Regions from separate parts of the Mus musculus genome. Here region 2 is linked to region 1. The links are chromatin loops, found by intact Hi-C in ENCODE. Cell type or tissue: left cerebral cortex. All regions are shown on one strand. Links, peaks and the distances in the headings refer to the core of each region. The heading gives the core; the rest is flanking DNA.

Evidence for each region. A loop is a pair of places that touch in the nucleus more often than their neighbours do. Peaks named below come from ENCODE experiments on the same cell type or tissue, not always from the same donor. Only the 100,000 strongest peaks of a DNase experiment are listed, where the experiment ranks them.
Region 2: it touches region 1 in a loop (2.4-fold over the local background); 1 of 42 quality-filtered maps calls a loop at or near these places.

What each region holds. Positions count from the first base shown.
Region 1 is chr5:25,417,961-25,423,931 of GRCm38, reverse strand. All of the region lies in intron 2 of Kmt2c (lysine (K)-specific methyltransferase 2C), which reads left to right. Among named protein-coding and RNA genes, the nearest start is that of Kmt2c, 78 kb to the left of the region's middle. In left cerebral cortex, for the core only: CTCF peaks have their summits at 2,079 (motif pointing right) and 3,137 (motif pointing left); DNase peaks (open chromatin) are centred at 1,134 and 3,153.
Region 2 is chr5:25,748,524-25,754,494 of GRCm38, reverse strand. No RefSeq gene overlaps it. Among named protein-coding and RNA genes, the nearest start is that of Actr3b, 8.5 kb to the left of the region's middle. In left cerebral cortex, for the core only: no CTCF peak of the experiment used is centred there; DNase peaks (open chromatin) are centred at 1,463 and 2,826; H3K27ac peaks cover 1,227 bases.

The DNA.
Region 1 (5,971 bases), core at 285-5,284:
TTGAGACAGGGTTTCTCTGTGTAGCCCTGGCTGTCCTGGAACTCACTCTGTAGATCAGGCTGGCCTCGAACTCAGAAATCCACCTGCCTCTGCCTCCCAAGTGCTGGGATTAAGTGCGCCACCACTGCCCCGCTCAAGAAGTTTTTACAATTCTGCAAATTAGGCTAGACAGTGGCAACAGTCTTCTCAGTTTATATTTTCTTTCTCACAGCTCGTATTCTTCTTTTTTTTTTTAATTTCAATATTTGGAGGTTATTAAAAATAAAGATATGTTCTTTTCTACCCAGAATCTAGGACCTCTGATTAAGTCAGTCTTTAAAATTCATTACAAAGTAGGATGCTTTCCAGTAATGTACTGTATAGTGTGGTGAGGGAGGGCATGCTTGAACTCTGATGTATTTTATAAGAGGCATTTATAGTCAAATATGCTCTAATGTCTGTGAATTTGTTGAATACATTTGTAGACTTCATTCAGGTTTTATGGTTTAAGCCAGGAAGGCCCAGACTTGTTATATAGTCCAATCTAGCGTTGACTTCCTTAGTTTATGGGTATGTACCACCACACCTGGCGTAAGAATTTTTTTGCTTTTTAAGGAAATTATTTTGTAACTGGTTGAAGTAAAAGTGTTTTATTTCCTTTAACTTAGGTGTTTTCTCTTATTTGATAGTACTTAAAGAATGAGAGTAAAACTTGTATTTTCAGTATTTATTTTAGTTTTTATAGTACAAAAATGATTCCTCAGAAAGCAGTCCCAATAATCTTGTTAACAAAATTCGTGTTAGAGGGTGCCTGCAGTGAAAAAGTGTACAAACAAACCCAGGCTTTGAAGCTCAACTTTGAGACTTGATTCTTTGTCATATGGGAAGATATGTGTTTATAAGGGTGTGTACATATATATGTGGGGTTAGTGTGTGCTCTTGCACAGTAAAGTACACGTGGAAATCTAAAGTCAGTGCCAGTTATCTTCTTCAGCTGCTCTTCATTTCACTTTTTAAGGAATTCCTTAACAATTAATTAGTTTTAGTGCAGCTGAAGACAGTCATTTTTCTGTGTTGAGTGTCTATTCTCTCTAGGAGTCTACTTGTCACTTCCCTCCTGGTTCTGGATGTACAGATGGTGAACCCCTAGCTTTTTTTTGTGGGTACTCGCCATCTGAATCCATGCTGGCATGATGATCACATTGCTGACTGAGCCTCTTGATCCTTATTTTTAAAATGAATATCCTCTGGCAGAGACTGCTCCTTTTTTTAAAAGTGGGGAGTCAGAGATCTGCTAGTCAATTTTCATATCATTGGGCTTCTGCTCTTATTAAGCACACTATCTACTTCTTCCTTTAACCTCATTATACTATGCACATACTAAAATTTATCTTATTTAAATTTTTTTTTAAACAGTGTTTCCTTTATGTAGTGTTGGCTGTCCTGGAATTCACTACATAGGCCATACTGGCCTCAAACTGATAGAGATCCACCTGCCTCTGCCTCTAGAATACTGGGATTAAAGGCATATGCTATTATTGCCCATTATGATTATTTTATTTTTAATTATTATATGTGTTTGTGTTATCTGTGTTTGAGTATGTGGACATGAGTGTATTTGCCATCAGATGACAGAGGCACTGGATCTCCCAGAGTTGGAGTGACAGGTGGTTGGAAGCTTTTGCTTTAACCTCTGACCAATCTCTCCAGTCTCCATGCATGACCCCCTCCCCCCAGCACACTCCCCCCACCCCCATGGTTTTTCCTTTTTTTCTTTTAAAAGATAGGGCCGTAGGCTAGGCTCAAATTCACTCTCCCTCCTGAGTGCTGGGGCAATAAGCATGGCTGGTTTAGTATGGTGCTAAGGATTAAATACAATGCTTTCTGTATGCTAGGCAAATACTATATTAACCAAGCTACATTCCCAGCTTAAATAAGCATACTTCTGTCATGTCAGTTACTGTTCCTGCTACCATTTTCTCTTTCTGAAAGAGATTGATTGATTGATTGATTGATTTTAAAGATTTATTTATTAATTATATGTAAGTACACTGTAGCTGTCTTCAGACAACCCAGAAGAGGGCACCATATCTCACTATGGATGGTTGTGGGCCACCATGTGGTTGCTGGGATTTGAACTCAGGATCTTCAGAAGAGCAGTAAATGCTCTTAACCGCTGAGCCATCTCTCCAGCCCCCTGAGAGAGATTTATGAAGACTAGGTATCTACTTTATTTGTATACAGTATATTGTATGTAGTTATAATCTTGTTATAAATAGTTGGTATAAAGAAATGAAATATGGAGCTAAAGAGATGGCTCACAGTGGTTGAAAGCACTGGCTGCTCTTCTGGAGGTCCTGAGTTCAATTCTTAGCAACTGCATGGTGGCTCACAACCATCTTTAATGAGATCTGATGCCTCTTCTGTGTGTCTGAAGACAGCTACAGTGTATTCATAAACATAAAAATTAAATTATTTTTTAAAAAGAAATGAAGTGTTAACTTCTTAGCACAAAGAAGTCAGGAGTGTTCTTTCTGTTACACCCTAAACTATTTTTAGATAATTTGTGGTCGTACATCAAGAGCCACAGGTACAATTCATTGAGTAGCTGTTTAGTATACATGAGGAAGATAAGCTGTAGGTGAGATGAGCAAGACTATATAGACCATACTGCGTGAATGTGTACAGCCAGAATAGCAACTGTGTACTCATACTTAATAACAACTTCATGTTTACACTTGGATTCATGCATTATATTTTTTGATCTGAAGGATAGCTTTATTTTAGGAGGCATTATCTATTTGATTTTGAAAACAAACCAAAGTTCATTAACTTGTCATGGTCCTATGGTCCATGGCTGAGTTAAAGATGTCTGTCTGTTGTGGATGATTAGATTTTTAAGCCATTGTTGACTTAAACTTTCTCTTGTCTTAAACCTAATTCTTTAGGGTTCATCAAGAGTTGTGGTGGTGTTAAAGGGTTGAAATGATGTATAAGTACATGAAGTTAGAGGTCAGATTTAATTTTCTTTGTATCTCCTAAATGCCATATAACCAGTGATATTTCATGAAGTATAGATACTTAAGTTCTTTTAGAAGCTTCCTTATTGGGAATTAGGTTCTACTGTAGTCTAGTTACATGGCACATGTGCCACCTAGTGGCTAGAAAATTAATTAGGCGCTCCCTCCTCCCCTTTTGGCTATAGAGAATTTTGTGACTAAGTGGAACTGAGTATTTTTATTTAGGCTGGGTTTAAAGTTGGGAAGTGTCTGGCTTCATTTCTGTTGTTGGGATAATACCCCGACTAAGGACAACGTAGGGAAGAAGAGGATTTATTTGACTCACAATTCCAACTTACTGTCTGTTGTTTTAGGATAGTCAAGGCTAGAGCATGAGCTTTGTGTAGACATTGTATCCACAATCAGGAGCAAAGAAAGAGTGTATCCTTGTTTGCTTGCTCACAGCTTTCTTATTTTTTTAGAAATATATTTTTCATTAATGATTTGGCTTACTTGTATTTAAAGATCATTTATTTTTATTTTATGTGAATGCATAGTTTGTCTGCATGTAAGTCTATGTAGCACATACATGCCCCGTGTCCTCAAAAGTCGAAAAAACTCCCTGGAATGGGAGTTATATATTTTTTTAATTTTTTATTAGGTATTTTCCTCATTTACATTTCCAATGCTATCCCAAAAGTCCCCCATACCCACCCCCCCACTCCCCTACCCACCCACTCCCTCTTTTTGGCCCTGGCGTTCCCCTGTACTGGGGCATATAAAGTTTGCAAGTCCAATGAGCCTCTCTTTCCAGTGATGGCCGACTAGGCCATCTTTTGATACATATGCAGCTAGAGTCAAGAGCTCCGGGGAACTGGTTAGTTCATATTGTTGTTCCACCTATAGAGTTGCAGTTCACTTTAGCTCCTTGGGTACTTTCTCTAGCTCCTCCATTGGGGGCCCTGTGATCCATCCAATAGCTGACTGTGAGCATCCACTTCTGTGTTTGCTAGGCCCCAGCATGGGAGTTATAGGTGGTTGCGAGTTGCCATGTTTTGATGCGGTATGCTCTTAACCACCGAACCATCTCTCTAGCACCTCAGCTATTTTTCTTCTCTCTAGGGAATGGTACTTAATACAATGGACAGTTAAATAAGATAATCCCCTACCTATAAGGCCACAGGCCAACCTGGTCTAGATAATTCCTCATCAAGACTTTTTCCAGATGATTATAGGTTGTATCAAATTGATAATTAAAACTAACCGTTGTAGGAGGTGACTGTATCCATCCATGGGCAACAACTGTGTCCATAGGAGGTAATGATTGATATACACAGGGGGTTGATGTCCAGTGGTTTACTCTGTTGATGGCTACATTGGTTTACTTGTTTGCTTGCTGATTTTCACTGTGTAGCTCTGGCTGTCTTGGAACTCCTAATGCAGACCAAGCCGGCCTTCAGCTCAAAGAGATCATGTGCCTTTGCTTCCTAAGTGCTTTGATTAAAGTATGTGTGCCACCATACTTGGTCCCTGGTTTTTTATCTTGTCTTTTTGAGATAGAGTTTCACTATGTAGCTCTTGTTGTCCTGGAACTCAGTTTGTAGAGCAGACTGGCTTAAAGACATGCATCACTAACCTGGCACACCCACACATTGATTTTTGAGACAGGGTCAGTTTAAATCAGACAACCAATTGGCTATGAGCTCCAGGGATCTTCTTATTTCTGCTTCCCAAATGATGGGATTATAGGCTTTTGATGTGGATTCTTGAGATCTGACTTCAAGTTTTAATTCTTGTTTAGCAGGGCTTTACAGGCTGAGACATTGTTCATGTTCTCCCCCCCGCCCCCAGTTTCAGATATGAAAATTCTCCTTTCTGTTTCTTCAGTTTCAGACATGAAAATTGTTAGTTCTGTCTTTTACAAATTGGACTGCATGTAACTGAACATTTAAAACCCTATGAAAAGTAAAAAGTGGCCAATTAAATGAGCTAGTGTCTGGTTTATCCATTATACAAATGCTGGCTGGAATATTTCATAAGTTATCACTGATCTTCACAGTCATTTATCCAGTTGTGCTCTGAATGAGATCACAGGTTTAATCTTTAGTTGATATCATCCCAACTACCATGGCATGTTTCACTTCTTACTGCCAAACTGACAATTTTTGAAGAGTAGGACTAGGAGAAGAATACTGGTCACAGAGTGTGTGGCATCCTGCCTTGAGTGGGGCAGATAGTAAGATCTAACTCACTCTACACAGGAAGAGTGTAAGATAGAAACATTTAGGGGAACCTATTGTTATGGTTTGTGATTGGAGGTTTTGCTTTCTAGGAAGCAGTTAGAAAATTTCTTTTTATTGATTAAAAATAAAAAGTCAAACCAGAAAAATCTAATCAGGAATAAAACCCACGTTTAGCAGTCCTTCATTTTCTTTAGCAAGTCCATGTTAGGATCCTGGATAGAGCCATTGGCCTGGGAAAGAGGACACACAGAGCTAGCCTTGATTGCTAACATTGTTGATTAGAACTGGTTCTGAATCTATTATTATTATTATTATTATTATTATTATTATTATTATTTCTTCTTCTTCTTCTTCTCCTCCTCCTCCTCCTCCTCCTCCTCCTCCTCCTCCTCCCCCTCCCCCTCCCCCTCCCCCTCCCCCTCCCCCTCCCCCTCCCCCTCTTCTTTGGTTTTTTTGAGACAGGGTTTCTCTGTGTAGCCCTGGCTATCCTGGAACTCATTTTGTAGACCAGGCTGGCCTCGAACTCAAAAATCCACCTGCCTCTGCCTCCCAAGTGCTGGGATTAAAGGCGTGTGCCACCCCTGCCCAGCCTGAATCTATTTCTTAAAGATAAGCAAACCTACCCACAGGGTAAATTCTTTCATATTTGCAGCTTCTAAAGCATTGTCCTTGTGCCCATTTTATGTGTACACTCCTCTCAGCTTTACTTCTTCACACCCCGAAGAATATGTGCACTAAGTATATCCCACA
Region 2 (5,971 bases), core at 636-5,635, 330 kb before region 1:
TTGATAACAGAGCAGAGCCACAAGACTTTAGGAAATAATCCAGAGATCTGAGCGTGTTCACAGCTCTGCTTTGTTTCTGTCTCTGCTCTGGGCAGTTAGTTACTCAGGCTGCAGCCTGGTCCTCCACATCCCCTCTGAGCCTTTCTCTTCCTAAGCTACCCAGCCCCAGAGTCTCCCTCATTCAGTCCCCTCACCCCCACTTCCTTTTCATTCTTGTTGTTTCTTCCTCCTCTTCTTTCACAAAAGAAGGGTTTCATGTAACCCAGGCTAACTAGCATTGAACCTGTTGTGTGTGAGAAAATGACCTTGAACTCCTTCCTAATCCTCCAGCCTTTAATCCACCTCCTAAGTGCTGGGATCACAGGAGTGTCTGGTTTATGCAGTACCAGGGATCAAGCCCAGGGTCTCATGCATGCTAGACAAACACCGTCTCCCAGCTGAGCTGACCCAGCCCTAGTCCTAGCCTCTGCACCTGCTTTGTCATTCTTGCTGTCTCCAGACGTCTACCTCCCTAAAGACATTTTTAGATAGATTGGACTGCTACAACAGACATCATTACTCAACACAGAAAGTTCCTATAACATGTCAGTTTTCTTCCCCCAAGCCTTCCGCAATATAGGCTTATTATATAATTTGGTCCAAACCAGAAGTATATATGATCTGCCACTAAGTTACCATCCTGTCTCACCTCATATTATGACCCTGGACATGTCTGTATAGACCAAGCCATACCCTGCTTTCCAAACCCTCAGGACTGTCCTGCAGCCCCACCCCACTTCAGTCTTCTTACCTACTTCATCCTTGCTGTCGCCCTTCCAACTTCACTTTAATTCATTCATCAAAACACTCTGAAGCTTCGTCGGACTCTTCTCAGTCAGTAAGCCTGTACCCGTGCTCAGCATTCAGAGGTGTGGCCTGAGGTCGACATCTTAATAAGATGCTACAAGGTACCAAGCGGTGCTTCTGGCCCCTCCTCTGCTCATAGGGAGAGTCATATTACAACAACCGTATCTTCATTTATAAAGCACTTTCAGTACATTTCACCTCTCATCTTGAGAACATCCCCACAGAATACCTATTACAAATAGCTTTTTAATCAAATAAGAATACCAGGCACATCGTTTTAAATTAGCATAGATTAAAATTTTATTTCCTTCTGAGCACCTTCATTTTGCTCTCCTGAGAAAATAGGAAAACACTAAATCCTTACAAAACTCAGCAGCTGGTGCACATAGGTATCAGCCTGCGGTGTGGCCCCAGCCCCTGTGTGATTTTAGATTCACTTTGCTACTCTTGAGCTCTTTAATATTTTCTGTTTCCAGTAAGAAATGCCCATGAATTCCCACAAGGCAATCCCCTATATGCTCTGCACTGAGTAGTATCCAACCGAAAAATCACTTTGCCAATACAGAGCGAAACTGCTGAGCAGTGTAATTAGGCTCCAAGAGATCTGGACAGTGTGTGCTGCCAAAAGCTGAAGCCTGCGTTGCTTGCCATTGCTCAGTCACAAGCAACAGGTTTGGATGAGTAAGCACCCTTCTCTTCTTTTTCTCTTCTTTCCTCTCTTTTTTCTTGTTTTGTTTGTTTGAGACAGTGTCTCACCGTATAGTTCTGACTGGCCTGGAACTTGTATAGCAGGGGAGCCTCAAACTTAAAGCAGTCCTCCTGTCTCTTCCTCTCAAGTTCTTGGACTAGAGACATGAGACCACACCCACATTTTTTTTTTCCAGTGTAGACACTAGGTAGAGTTTATTATGAGGTAAGGTGGGAGTCACACTCAAAAAGGAAGATGGACAATGAAGACTGTTGGGACAAACACTGTCATGGATGAGGGGGGACAGTGGTCAGCATCGGTCCCCGGCCCTCTTTGCAGAGGTTCATTCTAGAATGTTTCAAGAAGTAGCACGGAGGCTGGGGAAAGAGCTCAGTGGGTAAGGCATGAGGACCTAAGTTTGGATCCCCAGAACCCACATAAAAAGTCAGATGCTGGGGTACACATCTGTAATCTCTGTATTGGGAAGGTCTAGACAAAGGATCCTGGAGGCCTCCTGACTGCTGGGATTGAAGATGTGTTCACACCCAGCTTACTGGACATTCTCAATTCTATACGTTTCATGTTGTGATAATCACTAGTGCCCATTTGCATTTATCGGAGTATATTTGTGTGTATCGTCGATGCATGCATATGTGTTTGTGCATATGTCTGTATTATGCATTTCTGTGTGCTGCTTTCTGCCTGTGTATCTATATGCGTATGTGTATTTCTCTGTGTATGTGCAGGTATGTCTCAGGGCATCTGTATGGTCTATATATCCAGTTCACATGGTCTGGACAGAGGTGGGAAGGCTAGGTACAAAGACAGTAACTAGAGGGCCAGGGATAGAGCTCAGACAGACATTATGCTTTCATAGGATTACCAAAGATATCTCCCAGGTATAAACAAAGATCTCTGAAACTGTTGGATTGAAAATGAGAGACACACTGGTACAAGTTACATGACCTTGGGTACAGAGAGGCGTTTCTGGGAGGCAATGGCCACAGAGAGACACTGGAATGGTAGGAATGTGGATCTGAAGCTGAGCAGAAATCAGGTACTATTCATGGCTCTGGTCCCCCACCCCCAGGGCCTACCTGACCCTGGCAAGCATCAGGTTATTCATCTCTGTCAAGTCCTGACAGAGAGAGATGTAGAAATGCCAACTGTCTTTTCTCAGCTCCTTGAACTTCCTCTCCCAGTCTTCCTCAGAGCTCTGCCAGCTTGCAAGACCTTGGCAGACCTCCCAGTTTAATTATTCATTCTGTTATCCCCAGATTTTGTTTGTACTTTTCAGAATTGGTGTCCCAGTTTAGGGCTGGGAAGGTCTGTGTCCCTTAGTCATCAGCCATCAGAGCCTCACCTCCTGCCACTGAATTGAGTGCCCTCTTCATATCCCACAGATGCATGGATGACCCAGACTCTGTCTTCCAAGCATGACCTATCAGAGGCTCCACAAGCTTCTTGTGTTTAAGAGTCCCTCTGTGTTGATTTTCAAAACAAAATCCCAAATGTTCACTTTACCAAGTGAAGACTCAGGAACCAGATGCTGTGTTGAAAGCCTGCGAGCTCAGAGAAGCAGAGAAAGCGCCCAGCTGACCTTCCTACTCCACAGATGCCCCAGAAGGAAAAAGCCCTTGTCCTTCTCCACCCTGTCTTAAATCCCAGTCAACTCCAAGGCCCTCTTTCCTCTTTCCTGGGTTTTCTTATCTTCACTCCGTGTCAGCTGGTTGCTTGTTCCACCTCTTAAACCATCTCTGACTTTATTTTACTCTTGTCTACAGAAAGCTCTTGGGTAAAAGCCATGTGCTAGGACTGAGTTACACCACAACAAGGCTTTTCCAGTTCACAACCTTGGGGTTCACAATGTGATCAAATATCCTGCAACACCTCTGTCTTAATTTTACAAATATTCTTGGACCTTTTTTTTTAATAACATGGTAGTGGAGGGCAGGGGGTGATCACATCAAAGAACAACTTCTGAAACTTGGTTCTCTCCTTCCATCTCCCTCCACGATTTCCAGGAGTCCAACTTAGGTCATCAGGCTTAGCAACAAGTGTCCTTTACCCATTAATCCACCTCATGGGCCTCTTACAAGGAATGAAAAACAGCCGGGGATGTTCGGTGGAGTGTTTGCCTAGCTGGCAAAAACCCACTGGTTCCTCTCCATCTCTGCACAAAAGAGACATGGAACTTCGTGCTTATACCCTCTGTCCTTGGAGGCTGAGGCAGGAGGATTTCGTGACTTCCAGGCTAGAAAGGGGAAAGAGTTGATAAAGAAAATGGTCTAGATGAACTTCTAGACATGAGTAGTCAGCCCCCAAATACATCAACCTGAAAGGATGCTTGTAAGATTGTTGGGCATAGAAGAACATGCCTTTAATTCCATCACTTTGGAGCCAGAGGTAGGCAGATCTCTGAATTGGAGGCCAGCCTGGACTGCACAGTAAGTTTCAGGACAGCCAAGGCTATACAGAGAAACCCTAACTCAAAAAAAATAAAAATAAAAAATAAGTCAAGATTAACAGCCCACTGATTCAGATTTCAGAATTGCTCTGAAATTCTAGATTCTATCCTTTACAAACATAAACAGTTCTGGGAAGGTCAGGGGCTGCAGGGCATACACACAAAATTGTAAATTAATTGCTATTTCCTGAGCCAGTAAGTGAGGATGCAGGGTGATAGGAGGGAGGCAGGAAGAGGGGATATTTATTATTTTTAAGTTTGGGAAACTGCCAGTGGGGCTGAAAATTTAATTACTGCTGCAGGAGAGTAATTAAATTTTGGAAGCAGGAAACCTATGGCCCAGAAGTTTAAGGCAGCTGAGGGGCTCCTGAGGAGAAAGCCCTATGGTGTGGTGGCTGGCACCTCATCTCCATCCTGCTTGTGGCTGCCAGGCTACAATCCAGGCCAGTGTCTGTAGCTATGAAGTCATAGTGGTTAGGGATAGGCCAGGGCATGACAAAATGACAAAGCATATGCCAAGCGTGCATCAGGCCCTGCGTTCAAGCGCTGGCATCTACCTGAAAAATAGTAGCAGTTGTGGTTATATAGTACACTGTTGCTCTATGGCAACCTAGGGAGACTATTGACCCTAGATGGAAATGGTCCACAGAGACCAAAGAAAGGATTCCATCCACTTACAGTTTTGTGGGCCAAGGGTTTACTGGGTTATTACTGGTGCACCAAGACTCAAAGGCAGCCACTCCAGTGAAGAGCGCCACCCAGGTTAACTCTTTCTATCATGTAACCTCAGGACTGGCAGTCCATGAGGCTCCAGAGCTCTGTGAACCAAGGTCTCTCCCTATGAGGTATGAACACACATGCTCTGATTTAAGATAGCCATGGTACACCTACATGGAGGAAACAGTTACAGGACAAATGTCTAAGACAGGATCTATAGCCCAGGCTAGCCTCAGACTCTCTATATGAACTTTTGATCCTCTTGCCTTCACTTCCTTAGTGCTGGGATCATAGGCTGATGCTGCAACCCCTGGTTTACATCGAGCTGATAGTCATTGAAGTACTTCCTGCATGCTAGACCATCCACAGCCCCTGGCATTCTGTATGTGGGTAGATACTTTCTAAGTGTGGAATGTAAAGCAGACTTTTGGAATTTGGTTCATGTTTAGACTGGAATACTGTGTATCTGTGCACAGGTGTGTGTACATACATGGTGTTATAGTACTATATAAGAGACCATGTGAGATTTACATTCACTCATGGCTCCACTTAGTGTTTTATATGGGTGACTTCATGAGGTCCCATGGTCCCCTGAGACTAGCACATTTATTTGGTTTTTACAGAGAAGGCAAATTTAGAGACCCATGTTGGATTCAGGATCTAAAAGTACCAGCAAACCCCCACCTACAAAAGGTTCCCCAGACACCATGAGGACTTGTGCTACTCAGGGCTGATCACTTGTTTTCAGTTCAGAAAAAAAAGCAAAGATTATCACTGAACAAGGTAATGCTGGGTGTCCTTGAGAGAGGCTCACTACTGCCAAGTAGGGACTTGGAGCCACATAGGTGTGTGTTCGTGTTCATGTGTGCAGCTTATCTGCTCAGCTTCCCTGGCCATGATTGTTATTTTTAGCTATTCACTACATTCATCTGCAAAACCAGGGATCAGCTGGGGGGCGGGGGTGCTGACCTTGTAGACACAGCAGGACACTGAGCAGACATAAGGTATGTGACATTTGACAGCATGGATGTCTGCTTGTCTGTCCTAGGGTTGGTGGCTGAAGTTCAGCACTATATGATGACGCTCATCTGTTATCCTAGCACTAAGGCAGGAAGATCACTAAAAGTTACTTACTAAAAGTAAGTCTGGGCTACAAAATGAGACCCTACCATACAAAAATGTGCATGTTTTTACCCAAACAGTAGAGTTGAGTCATGCCTTCTTCTGCTTCTCTCAAACCTCAGGAATTTTAT